2 separate regions of the Homo sapiens genome follow, and region 2 is linked to region 1. Evidence: read pairs that join two places in POLR2A ChIA-PET (ENCODE). Cell type or tissue: CD4-positive, alpha-beta T cell. All regions are shown on one strand. Each heading gives the region's core, and the rest is flanking DNA. Links, peaks and the distances in the headings are about the cores only. Region 1 has its middle 33 kb from the start of CCDC7. Region 2 overlaps ITGB1-DT (ITGB1 divergent transcript).

The links. Peaks named below come from ENCODE experiments on the same cell type or tissue, not always from the same donor. Only the 100,000 strongest peaks of a DNase experiment are listed, where the experiment ranks them.
Region 2: POLR2A ChIA-PET joins it to region 1 with 6 read pairs; 2 of 35 experiments call an interaction of 5 or more read pairs at or near these places.

The regions. Positions count from the first base shown.
Region 1 is chr10:32,409,778-32,416,552 of GRCh38, forward strand. No RefSeq gene overlaps it. Among named protein-coding and RNA genes, the nearest start is that of CCDC7, 33 kb to the right of the region's middle. In CD4-positive, alpha-beta T cell, for the core only: no CTCF peak of the experiment used is centred there; a DNase peak (open chromatin) is centred at 3,984.
Region 2 is chr10:32,989,138-32,995,912 of GRCh38, forward strand. All of the region lies in intron 2 of ITGB1-DT (ITGB1 divergent transcript), which reads left to right. Among named protein-coding and RNA genes, the nearest start is that of ITGB1-DT, 10 kb to the left of the region's middle. RefSeq lists an enhancer at 6,238-6,738. In CD4-positive, alpha-beta T cell, for the core only: no CTCF peak of the experiment used is centred there; no DNase peak of the experiment used is centred there.

The DNA.
Region 1 (6,775 bases), core at 1,550-6,549:
AAGACTCAATGTTGTTTTCCTCATTGGGTTTGGACTTGATCGGGACCAGTTATCTGTTTCTTCTTGCCTATTTCTCCCTTCTGATATGAGAATGTCTATCCTATGCCTGTCTCACCATTGTACTTTGGAGGCAGGTATCTTATTAATTTCATAGGCTCATAAGTGGAGAGGAATTTGCCTCTGGATGATTCATGCCTCGAGTCTCATCCATATCTGATTCAGATGAGACTCTGGACTTTGGATTTTTGAGTTGGTGCTGTAATGAGTTAAGACTTTTGGGGCTATTGGGACAAAATGAATGTGCTTTGCATTGTGAGAAGGACGTGAATTTTGGGGGCCAGAGGCAAAATGCCATGGTTTGAATGTGTTGCTCAAAGTTGATGTGTTGGAAACTTAATTTCCAATGCAACAATGTTGGGAGGCAGGGCCTAATAAGAGGTAATTAGGTCATGAGGGCTCTGTCCTCATGAACGGATTAATGTAGTTATTAGGAGAGTGGCTTTGTTATAAAGGCGAATTTGGCCCCCTTTTGCTCTCTCTACAAAGCTTTTTCCAACTTTTCCATATGGTACTTGTTGACTATCTGTCTTGGGTTGGTATTTAGACCTGGATGGAGTTTACCACCCACTGTAAACTGCATTCCCAAGCAACCCAACTCCAGGAAGATCTGGGCTTGGTTAACCAGGCCTGCTACCAGTCTCACACTGTTCACATTCTCCATCAGCACTTGGGCCTGAGCTGCACTAGGGAGTGAGTCTTCCATACATCACATTTTCCACTCCTGACCACTGGGCAAGGATTCAGCACTAGGTTCTTCCCAATTCACTCGCCATTATTAGAGAGAATTTTTGTTAGTTTCTTTTCCGCTGATGACGAATATGTTTAAGTCCAGCAGGCTGCTATGCCTGATCTGAGGTTGTGAAACATACACCTTAACTAATACAGAGAGAAAGCAAAGGCAAGTGGCTGTCTAATGGAAGAATGTCCTAGGCAGGGGTAACAGCATGTGCAAAGGCCCTGGGGCAGCAGCATGTTCGTCACAGCAAGGAACAACAAGGAGGCCAGAGTGGCTGGAGTGGGGTGAGAAAGGAAACGAGATCAGAGAAATAAAGTGTGTGCAGATTGCGTAGGTTCGTAGAGCCTAAAAACATTTAACGAAGGATCTATAAACTGGAGCTAGAAACACAAAGAACATTTGGATTAATACAAAAGGAGAGAGAAGGTAGGTGACAATTCTATGAACTCGAATACAGGCTGCTGGGACAAATGCATGATATAGGTGTCACATTCTTAAGTGGATTCTAAATCTAGCATAGATGTTTTATGCTCTAGTGAGAAGTATATGGGCTTTGTAACTATATAAACAAGCTCAAATTCAAGCAGAGTGATTTTAGGAAAACTGGTAAAATTTTCCAAGACTCAACTTCAATGTCTGTAAAATAGATATGTGAAATGTACATAACCATTGTATGTTAAATGAGTATAATACCTATCGTAGAGTTAGAATATGAGAAGCTATTCTAGGCTACCTACTTTATTCCACCATCTGTAATCAAATCCGCGTTGGTTAACATTTCTTTTCTTTGTTCTTAAGGATGAGACACTGTTACAGTTTCTTCTCAAAGAACATTAAAAAAGTCTATTAACAGAAACACTTGAGATAATCTGCACCTGCTATAGCCATAGATGAAAGCCATCATCACCTTTCTCTTAGTTTGCAGATAGGCTTTAAAAAATATTCATTTTATAATACATATGTCCCTAAACCTCACAAGCCTGTGGCTACAAAATAAGGTCTCATCTAAAAAATATTTAAACTGTAACAACTTTGAGACCCCACACTAGTTTAGCAAAGTCCAGTCTTTCTCTCATCTCTCATGGGCAGTGCTGATTTTTAGTGTACTTCTTTATAAAAATATCTTTTTCTATTTTTATCTGTGTTATCTGTTCTTACTTTTCTCCTTATACTATAAGACCAGCCCATGTTCACAGTCTGGTGTACAGCTTAAGCTACTTTTCCTATATGTATATATTTATTTATAAACATATTCATACATACACATACTTTTTCACTTGTCTTACATATATGGAATTATACACACTCCTGTGAATGTTACTTTTGTCATTCAATAATATTGTCTGGAAATCTATCAGCACTGACTAATTTCACCCATTGTGCCCTTGATAAGCAAACAAAAACAAACAAAACAAAACAAAATACTTGTTCCATGTTGCCAAAGAACAATCCACAGAACAATTGGGGGAAATATAACTAAAGAGCTCCTTCATGTAATTTTTCCAAAACAAAGGAAATCTGTTCCAAGGGATAATTGATGTCACTACTGCTTGTGGCAGAAAATGTCTGGCAACTTTTAAATAAAACTTTTTCAGATTGAGAACAAAAGAAAACAAAACAAAAATAAAAATAGAGCCCTACTTTCACCAGGCACCCTGTAGCAGCCTGATGTGTTAACTGGTTTTGGAAAAGAACCCAAGTGATAGTCTTGATATAGAATATTGGGAGTGCTGGGATCCACCCAGAAGTTTCTTAATGCTCTTAAGTGGGCAATGCCTGCTATCTGATGCCAAAATTTCACCAGAGGAAAAATGATGCCCCACCATTAATAGACTAAAATCAGCAGGATAAAAACGACAAGTAGTAAATGTTAGGTTGTACGCTTATGTTAGTCAATTTCACACATTTTACTAGCATAGAAAAGGGAGAACTGGTGGTAGAAGTTGATGGGAAGGATGGTTAGGCAGTTTTAGCAAATTTCAAGTTTAACATGAGCAAATAGTGTTAAGCAGTTATTAAGTAAGCAGTGCAATCTAGGACTCTATTAATAGAAGTGTACTGCTCAGATCCCAGTGAGTAATGGACGCTTTATACTTTTGTGGTCAGCCCTTATTTGGAGTTCAGAGGTAGGTGCCTCGTTTTGAGAGGTATGCTGAAAAACCTCCTCCAGGGAGGATAATTATAGGGGATTGGGTTGTAATTTCACTTGAAAGGTTCTAGTTTTTTTTTTTTAAGAGAAAAACAGTCTGAATTAAATTTTTAAAAATGCTAACATTTATTCATTGTAAGGGGTAGGTACATGAGAGTTGGGAAAAAAAATTTATACTTTATAATAGTAGCCATAAATACTTTCCCAACTTAATCACCACTGATAATTTCTCACTAATCTTGTCATTAGCCTCTTGTTTTGGGCATGCTCATTACCTCTTTTAGTGACTAGGTTCTTTTTGGCTATGCTACATATGCCGTTCTCTATATTAGGAATCCAATTAATATTTATATTTGCTTTTTGTTTTATTTTTATTTTATTTTATTTTATTATTTTGTTACAGGGTCTCATTCTGTCGCTTAGGCTGGAGTGCTGTGGTGCGATCTCAGCTCACTGCAACCTCCACCTCCCGGGTTTAAGCGATTTTCTGGCCTTAGCCTCCTGAGTAGCTGGGATTACAGGCACCTGCCACCACACCTGGCTAAGTTTTGTATTTTTAGTAAAGACGAGGTTTCACCATGTTGGCCAGGCTGGTCTCAAAGTCCTGACCTCAAGTGATCTGCCTGCCTAGGCCTCCCAAAGCACTGGGATTACAGGCATGAGCCTATTTTTATTTTTTAAAATGTAAAAAATCCAGTAAGTATAGATTGAGCATTTTCCAAATCCCAGATGCATTAGCTGGGGCAAAGGGTAAGTCATGGGAAGAGATCCAGTGATGCAGCCTAAAGAGCAAAGAAGTTTATTTCCCTTCCACATAATAGTCCAAGGTGTCCAGTTCAGGTGAATGGGACAGCTTTTCTCTGGGCAGTCACAGAGTGACTCAGGTTCCTTCGGTGTATGGCTCCACCATCTCTATGGCCTTGCTGTTGTCTGCGTGGAGGCTGAGTCAGAGTCCTGTCTGGGTTCTAGTCAGCTGGGAAGAGAGAAAAGGGCAAGGAGAAAACATAACCACTTCTAAGACAGAAACTCAGAAGTGTTCATCATCACTTATGTTCATTACCCATTGCTAAGAACTTAGTCACCAGTAAGTAGGTCATCTAACAGAAAGGGAGGTCTGAAAATGTAGTTTAACCACATGCTCAGGAGGAAGGGGAGAATGAATTTTTGGTGAACCACTGCAGACTAGTCTCCACCTTACTAGATGATGCACTACGTGCATGAGAATTTTCCCTTCTCTTCTTTCTCTATCCAGGACACTTGTTCTCTTTAAAATCCACTTCATATCTTCTAGGATACATTTTCTAAATAGACAATCCTCTCTGCATTTTAAAATTATGTCTATAATATAAATTTCATTTTATTCAACATCTTTAAATCTGTCAATTCGTATTGATTAATACCTACTGTGTGCCAGTTATTACACTGACAGCAAGAATTAGGTAGTAAGGAAAATAGATACAGTTCCTGCCCCTCATAGAACTTAAGAGACCAGTGGGGGAAACAGATACTGTATATTTACTTAAGTTATTAAAGGCACAGTGAATAATTTTAAGTGTAATCTGAATTAAATGTATAAGTTAATTAAAAGTAGAAGTAGACGTCATGATGAGTGCTATGAAGGCATAGAACACAGTACCTTGAAAAATTATAAAGAAGGTTCTGTTTTAGACTGGACGTTTGAGGAAGGCATAGTGAACATGAATCAACTTACGTTTAAAATTTAGAATTACATCTCATTTGAATCTCTTTTTCTCAGCTGAGTGCAAAAGAATGCAACCAGGATGAAAAGAGTTCTAGAGAGGTGACATGAGAGGACTTCTCGAAAGATCCCTTGTCTTGAGAAAACTTAAGTACTGGCGGAGTGGGAAATGGGATCAGGGAGGCGGGGTAGCACATGTTATAGCGGTTTCCAGATACTGAGCGGCTGTCATACAGAAGAGAGACTACATTTGCTTTACTCCCAAGGATAAAACTAGGAACAATTAGAGGGAGCTGAAGAGATGAAGCTTTTAGATCAATAAAAAACAAACAAACAAACAAAAACACACACACAGCAAACCAAAACGTTCCATCAAATAGAGTATCTAAAAGACGATCTCATTAGATGGTGTCATTCCACAGAGGTGGAATGACAGTCTGTCAGGCACACTGGGGAACAAATTCCTAAACAGGATTAGAAGTTTACTAACACAGGCCGGGCGCGGTGGCTCACGCCTCTAATCCCAGCACTTTGGGAGGCTGAGGTGGGTGGATCACGAGGTCAGGAGACCATCCTGGCTAACACAGTGAAACCCCGTCTTTACTAAAAATACAAAAAATTAGCCACGTGGTGGCGGGCGCCTGTATTCCCAGCTACTCCGGAGGCTGAGGCAGAAGAATGGCGTGAACCCGGGAGGCGGAGCTTGCAGTGAGCTGAGATCGTGCCACGGCACTCCAGCCTGGGCTACAGAGTGAGACAACGTCTCAAAGAAAAAAAAAAGAAGTTTACTAACATAATTGCTCAAATCCTTTCTAAGGTTTTTCGGGATTTTCCTTCTTTCATGCACAGTATACCGATTAGTAAGGTAAAAACATTGTAACTTTAGCTGTGAGGTCAGAAAACGTTGAACATAAAAAATCTCGAAAAATTATAATTAATATATTTTTTAAATTGATCTGTTTTGCTAATGATTTAGAAATAACTGTACAATAGTTTGGAGATATTAAGTGACTGGAGAATGGTATATAAGAAGCACATTTAGTGCTTTTTAGGTGCTAGATCCTAATCTACTCCGTAGGCTTTGAAACAGACCTACAGGACAGAATGTGAAGTAGTATAATATGTTCTCAGGCTGACATTTCTGTTAATGGTGTTTATCTTTATGGCTCCTTTTAGCAACATGGATGGTAAATGTAATTGGTAGAAATGTATAATCACAGCCAGAGGATATTATTAAATAAGAAAAATACAGATGCTTCTCCTCTTAATGAGGTTATGCCCCAATAAACCCATTGTAAGTTGAAAATATCGTGAGTCAAAATTGCATTGAATACACTAACCTATCAAACATCATAGCTTAGCCTAGCCAACCAGAAACATGCTCAGAACACTTCAATTAGCCTCTAGTTGGGAAAATTCATTTAACACAAAGCTTATTTTATAATAAAATGTTGAATGCCTCATGTAATTAATTAAATACTGTCACCATGTTAGCCAGGATGATCTCCTGACCTTGTGATCCACCCGCCTTGGCTTCCCAAAGTGCTGGGATTACAGGCGTGAGCCACCGAGCTTGGCCTTTTTATTTTTTTTAGAGATAGGGTCTTGCTCTGTCACCCAGGCTGGAGTGCAGTGGCATGATCATGGCTCACTGCAGCTTGGAACTCCTGCACTCAAGTGATCCTCCTGCTTCAGCCTCCCAAGTAGCTGGGACTATAGGTGTGGGCCAACCTGCCTGGCTACTTTTTAATTTTTTTTTTTTTTTTTTTGTAGAGACAGGGCCTTGCTATGTTGCCCAGGCTGATCTTGAACTCCTGGCCTCAAGCAATGCTCTCCCATCAGCCTCCCAAAGTGCTGGGATTACAGATGTTAGCCACTACACCTGGTCAGGACACTGTTTTCTGTCAGGTACCTTGATAGTTACTTCCAGCTCCAAAATCTCATGCTAATTAAGTTAAGAAACTCTCAAAGTTTTTTCCCAAAGTTTTCTCCATAAATGCTAGATTAACTTTGTTTTTAATTTTCTTCTCAGGATTCAGTATAGTTAGAAAGAAAAGTGAAAATAATGTAGAAAGGGTAAGAAGAGTATTTCTTACCTTAATTTGCCAAACTTTCATTATAATAAACCTCT
Region 2 (6,775 bases), core at 818-5,817, 580 kb after region 1:
CATGTGTAAGACTTTTAATTCCTATTTTTTTTTTTTTTTTTTGAGGCAGAGTCTCACTCCGTCACCCAGGCTGGAGTGCAGTGGCGCCATCTCGGCTCACCGCAACCTCCACCTCCTAAGTTCAAGGGATTCTCCTGCCTCAGCCTCCCGAGTAGCTGGGATTGCAGGTTCCCACCACCATGCCTGGCTAATTTTTGTATTTTTAGTGGAGATGGGGTTTCACCATGTTTGCCAGTCTGGTCTCAAACTCCTGGCCTCAAGTAACCCACCCACCTTGGCCTCCCAAAGTGCTGGGATTATAGGCGTGAGCCACCATGCCTGGTCCTTCATTCCTTTCTAAAGCTGAATGACACCCCACTATGTGCCATTGCATGTATGTACCACATTTTGCTTATCCATTAATCCATCAGTGGACATTTGGGTTGTCTCCACCTTTTGGCTATTGTGAATGATGCTGCTATGAACATGGATGTAGAAATATCTGCTTGAACCCCTGCTTTCAATTCTTTTGGGAATATACCCAGAAGTGCCATTGCTGGATCTATGATAATTCTGTTTAACTTTCTGAAGAACTGCCATACTGTTTTTTTGTTTGTTTTGTTTTTGTTTCTTGAGACAGAGTCTGGCTCTGTCGCCCAGGCTGGAGTGCAGTGGCGCCATCTCAGCTCACTGCAACCTCTGTCTCCCACGTACAAATGATTTTCCTGCCTCAGCCTCCCCAGTAGCTGGGACTACAGGCGCGCTTCACCTCACCCAGATAATTTTTGTAGTTTTAGTAGAGACGGGGTTTCACCATGTTGCCCAAGTTGGTCTTGATCTCCTGGGGTCAAGCCATCCACCTGCTTTGGCCTCTCAAAATGCTGATATTACAGGTGTGAGCCACCATGCCCAGCCTGCCATATGTTTTTGTTGTTGTTGTTGTTGTTGTTTACTGTGGCTGCTGTTGTTTACATTTTCACCAGTAATGCGCAGGGGTACTGATTTCTCTACATCCTCATCAACACTTGCTATTCTCTGTTTTGTTTGTTTTTTTTCTTAAGAGTTGCCATTCTAAGGGTATGACCTAATTAGTTTTTAACTGGGTGAGAAGATGAAGAAAAAAGAGAGCAAATGAGCATGAGAATCCAGTAACAACCAAGCAGAACTAAAGACTCAAGACTTTCTATAAGCAGCCATGGACTATCCCTTTGCCTTGGCCTGTTATGGTTATTTCTGAAGCAGTGAGATCTCAATACACTAATAAGAAAACAGAGGCACACACCAGTTATGTTTTATGTCAACTAGGTTATGACTTCAAACTGTTATTCTCTGGAGTCATAAATAGAGCCTTTGGGTGAAACGACCTTATAAAAAGTCTTTTGGATACAATGTTAACTATTTTTTTGCATAGAATCCAGGATCACTTCCCAAATCCCTCTCCTTCACAAAGCATACTCTTTCTGAATATATATAGCAATTTATATATAATTCCAAATATATATGGCAGTTTAAGAACATACAATAAGGTCAAAGAATTCAGAAAAAAATAGAGGAAACTTAAGCATTTAGATCAGGATTATCACATGTGTGAATTGATATTACTTTATACTATTTTTCTCCAAAATCAGTGGAAACTCCCCAATTCCAGCATTTGTTAAGAGTCCAGTATTTAATCATTCCTTAAGTGCTCCCTTCCACTGCCCTCCCTGACACCTAAGCACACCCTTGGGTTCCCATGTCCTCAAAGTGCCATCTGCCTGACTACCACACCTGAGAGAGAACAGTACTCATATCAGAACAATTTAACCTTGCTATTGTTTCTCACTGACAAATGGAGTTTTGCTGCATATTTGTCATCCTCTGGCAACAGATGGTGCTGGTCTACTTCACAGCAATTCTGCTCCATCCTGGTGCCCTCATAATCCTCCTATAGGGAACAAGCTCAGCTGTGTGTGCTCCCAGCTCAAGTTCTCTCTTCAGTGAATACAACCATGCTCAGCAATTGCTCCCAGGACATAGACACTATACCCATCAGAATAGCTGCATTTGGAGGAACTTTTATAATAGCATCAGTTTTGTGCTAGTCCAAACCAGCTCTCTTCCACAAATTCTGGGGACTGGGCTTTAGTCTTGGTTACCAGTTTGGACACCCATTTCCTCAAGATAATTTTTGAAATAGACTTTATTTTTTAGAGCAGTTTTAAGTTCATAGCAAAATCAAGCAGAAAGTAGAGAGTTCCCATCTAGTGGTATACAGAATAGTTTACTGCTCCCAGAATCTTTCTATGTGCTGCCTATTCTTTCTCCCTCCCCACTATCTGCTGATCTTTTTATCTCTTTATAGTTCTGCCTTTCCTAGAATGTTGTGAAATTGCAATTATACAGTATTTAGCTTTTTTCGACTGGCTGCCTTCACTTAACATATGCATTTAAGTTTCTTCCCTGTCTTTGTTTCTTGAAACAGGATCTTGCTCTGTCACCCAGGCTGGAGTGTAGTGGCATGCTCTTGGCTCACTGCAACCTCCACCTCCTGGGTTCAAGCAATTCTCCTTCCTCAGCCTCCTGAGTAGCTGGGACTACAGGCGTGCACCACAACGCCTGGCTAATTTTTGTATTTTTAGTAGAGATGGGGTTTCACCATGTTGGCCAGGCTGGTCTTGAACTCCTGGCCTCAAGTGATTCACCCATCTCATCTTCCCAAAGTGCTGTGATTACAGGCATGAGCCACTGCACCCAGCTTGATAACTCTTTTTTTTGGTGTTTGTGGACCTAAATTTTAAACTTATTTGGGTAAATTCCAAGGAGTGCAATTGCTGGAATGTATGGTAAGAGTATGTTTAGTTTTCTAAGAAACTTCCAAACTGTCTTCCAAAGCGGCTGTACCATTTTGTATTCCTACCAGCAAGGAATGAAAGTTCCTGCTGCTTCACATCCTTACCAGCATTTAGAGTTATCTGTATTCTGAGTTTTGGTCATTCTAATAAGTGTATATAATGGTATCTCACTATTGTTTTTGGCAATTGACTAACAAAATTTGATGTTAAGCATCTTTAATATGTTTATTGGCCTTCTACATATCTTTTACGGTGAGGTATCTATTTGGATCTTTTGCCTACTTTTTTAACTAAGTTGTCTATTAGTCCATTCTCACGTGCTAATAAAAACATACCCGACACTGGGTAATTTGTAAAGGAAAAAAGTTTAATTGACTCACAGTTCAGCATGGCTGGGGAGACCTCACAATCATGGCAGAAGGCGAAGGAGGAGCAAAGGCACATATTACATGGCGGCAGGCAAAAGGCACGTCTTACGTGGCAGCAGGCAGGAGAGTGTGTGCACAGAAACTCCCCTTTATAAAACCATTAGCTCTTGTGAGATTTATTCACTATCTTGAGAGCAGCACAGGAAAGACTTACTCCCATGATTCAATTACCTCCCACTGGGTCCCTCCCACAACATGTGGGAATTATGGGAGCTACAATTCAAGATAAGATTTGGGTGGGGACACAGCCAAACCATATCAGGTTGTTTGTTTTCTTATTGTTGAGTTCCAAGAGTTCCTTGTATACATATTTTGGATAGCAGTCCTTTATCAGATAGGTCTTTGCAATTACTTTTCTCCCAGTCTGTTGCTTGTCTTCTCTCTACAGTGTCTTTTCCAGAGCACCTCAGGATAATTTTATTTCTGGAAACTCACATTTCTTTTATGCCACTGGGCCTTAGTTTGGACCAAAATTACTCTGTTTTAAAATTCCTTCCCCAGAGACTGCATTCTTCTTAAGCAGATTGAACCACATCCTCCCTAATAACCAATTTTGAATAGTAGGGACTCAGGTCAACTCTACTTAGTCACAGAAGGCTCTGTTATACCCAAATCTGATGACATGCTGTCTAGACACCCACATTTGCCTGAAAGGGTCACACAGATGACCCATGACAGGAAAAACATCAGACTAAAAAAACTTCTTGGGGCCAGGCACAGTAGCTTATGCTTCTAATCCCAGTACATTGGGAGGCTGAGGCGGGCAGATTGCTTGAGGCCAGGAGTTCCAGACCAGCTTGGCCAACATGATAAAACCCTGTCTCTACTAAAAATACAAAAATTAGCTGAGCATGCTGGCGTGCACCTGTAGTCTCAGCTACTGGGGAGGCTGAGATAGAAGAATTGCTTGAGGCGGAGGTTGCAGTGAGCTGAGATTCTACCACTGCACTCCAGTCTGGGCAACAGAGTGAGACTTCATCTTAGAAAAACAAAACAAAACAAAACAAAAACCTTCTTGATTAAAATATATAGTTCTAAAACTATTCTGTAGGACACTGTAATGATGGATATATATAATTATGCATTTGGCGAAACTTACAGAATGCATAACACAAGGAGTGAATCCTAAAGTCAACTATGGACTTTAATAATAATAATGTATCAATATTGGCTCATTAATTATAACAAATGCATCATACTAATTCAAGATGCTAGTAATAGGGAAAATTATGGATGTGTATGTGTGTGTAGTGGGTATATGGGAACGCTCTTTACTCTGTGACCAATTTTTCTGTTAATCTATAACTGTTCTAAAAAAATTCTATTAATTAAAATAAATACACTGCCTCAAATATATGTTTTATTTATATATCAATTTGGTTCATTTGTTTGAAGAACATTTTGCAATGGTGAAAACAACCATTAAGGTACTATCTTACATTTAATAAATGCTGATCAATTCATTAAGGTGAAAGTTTAATTATTTGAGCAATTAAATGTGGTATCTTTTTTTTTTTTTTTGAGACACTTGCTTTGAGTCTTGCTTTCTTTTTTGAGACACTTGCTTTGTCTCCCAGGCTGGGGTGCAGTGGCTTAATCCCGGCATACTGCAACCTCCGCCTCCTGGGTTCAAGTGATTCTCCTGCCTCAGCCTCCTGAGTAGCTGGGATTACAGGCATGCGCCACCACACCTGGCTAATTTTTGTATTTTTAGTAGAGACAGGGTTTCACCATGTTGGCCAGGCTGGTCTCGAACTCCTGATCTCATGATCCACCCACCTCAACCTCCCAAAGTGCTGAGATTACAGACTTGAGCCACCGCGCCCAGCCTAAATGTGGTATCTTAAACATACACCTTTGATATTCTGCCTCCCCACCATCCCCCTCCCCTACCAGTTCTTTATTAAAGCAACTCAACAAACATAGAAGGAGAAATTCTATCTGCCCTCCCCCACTAGTTCTTTATTAAAGCAACTCAACAAACATAGAAGGAGAAATTCTATCTGCCACTGGAAACTAAAAGGTATTCTTATACTTCTGAGATTGTGGAAGGCAAAATTCTTTTTTTTTTTTTTTAATTTAACTTTTAAGTCCAGGGGTACATGAGCAGGTTTGTTATATAGATAAACTTTGTGTCATAGGGGTTTGTTTTACAGATTATTTCATCACCCAGGTAGTATCCATTAGTTATTTTTCCTGATCCTCTACCTCCTCCCACTCTCCACCCTCTGATAGGCTCCAGTGTGTATTGTCACCCTCTATGTGTCCATGTGTTCTCATTTAGTTCCTACTTATAAGTGACAACATGCAGTATTTGGTTTTATGGTCCTGCATTAGTTTGCTAAGGATGATGGCCTCCAGCTCCATCCATGTTCCTGCAAAGGATATTATCTCATTCTTTTTTATGGCTGCATAGTATTCCACGATGTATATATACCACATTTTCTTTATCCAGTCTACCATTGATGTGCATTTAGGTTGATTCCATGTCTTTGCTGTTGTGAATAGGCCTGTGGTGAACATATGCATGCATGTGTTTTATGATGGGATGGTTTATAATCCTTTGGGAATACACCCAGTAATGGGATTGCTGGGTTGAAAGGTATTTCTGTTTTTAGGTCTTTGAGGAATCGCCACACTGTCTTCCACAATGGTTGAACTAATTTACACTCTCATCAACAGTGTACAAGCGTGGAAGGCAAAATTCTAAGCGGGTCCCAACTCCCAACCCCAGATGTACATAGCTTATTTGTGGAGGAAATGCGGGAGTGTGGAGGGAATCTTTGACTATCACGGGATAATTGCTCCATTAATTAGACTGCATCATGTGGCACATGGTGGTGGCATAATCACTCCCTTCATTGCATCACATTTTATGAGACTCCCATGGAGCAGATTGGAAGAAAGTTAGAAGTCAGAGATTTGCTTCTGCTGACCTGGAAAAGAGCAAATGAACTGCCTTTGAAGGCCATGTGGCAAGAGACTGCAAGTGGCCTTTAAGAACTGAGGGTAGTTCCTAGCAAGAACACAGGGATCTCGGTCATACAGTCGCAAGGAAGTGAATTCTGCCAGACACCCAAATGAGCTTGGAAGAGGACCTGGAGCTCCATATGAGAACTGTAGCTACGGCCAACACTGATTGTAGCCTTGCAGGGGATCCAGCTGTACCTGGACTCCTGGACCGTGGGAACCATGAGATAACAAATGCGTGCTGATTTAAGCCATTAAGTTGTGGTACTTTGTTACACAGCAAGAGAAAATGAATACAGAGGGTGTAGAGTGGAAATCACATTACAGGAAAGACCATGTGCTCTTGCTCACCTTTCCTGGGGAAGCCCGTGGACTCCGTGGTCAGAAGCCTTGTTTGAGGGGGTCCTCTCACTGCCCCAAATCTCCTCAGGCAGTCAGAGGAGCAGATTCAGTGAGACTTGTCACTCTGACCCACTGCTGCCTGCCTTGATGGAGAGGAATTAGCACAACCGGAAGAGGAGCCCTGTTCACCTGCTGTGTGTCCTCAGCCCTAGCCCCGCTGAG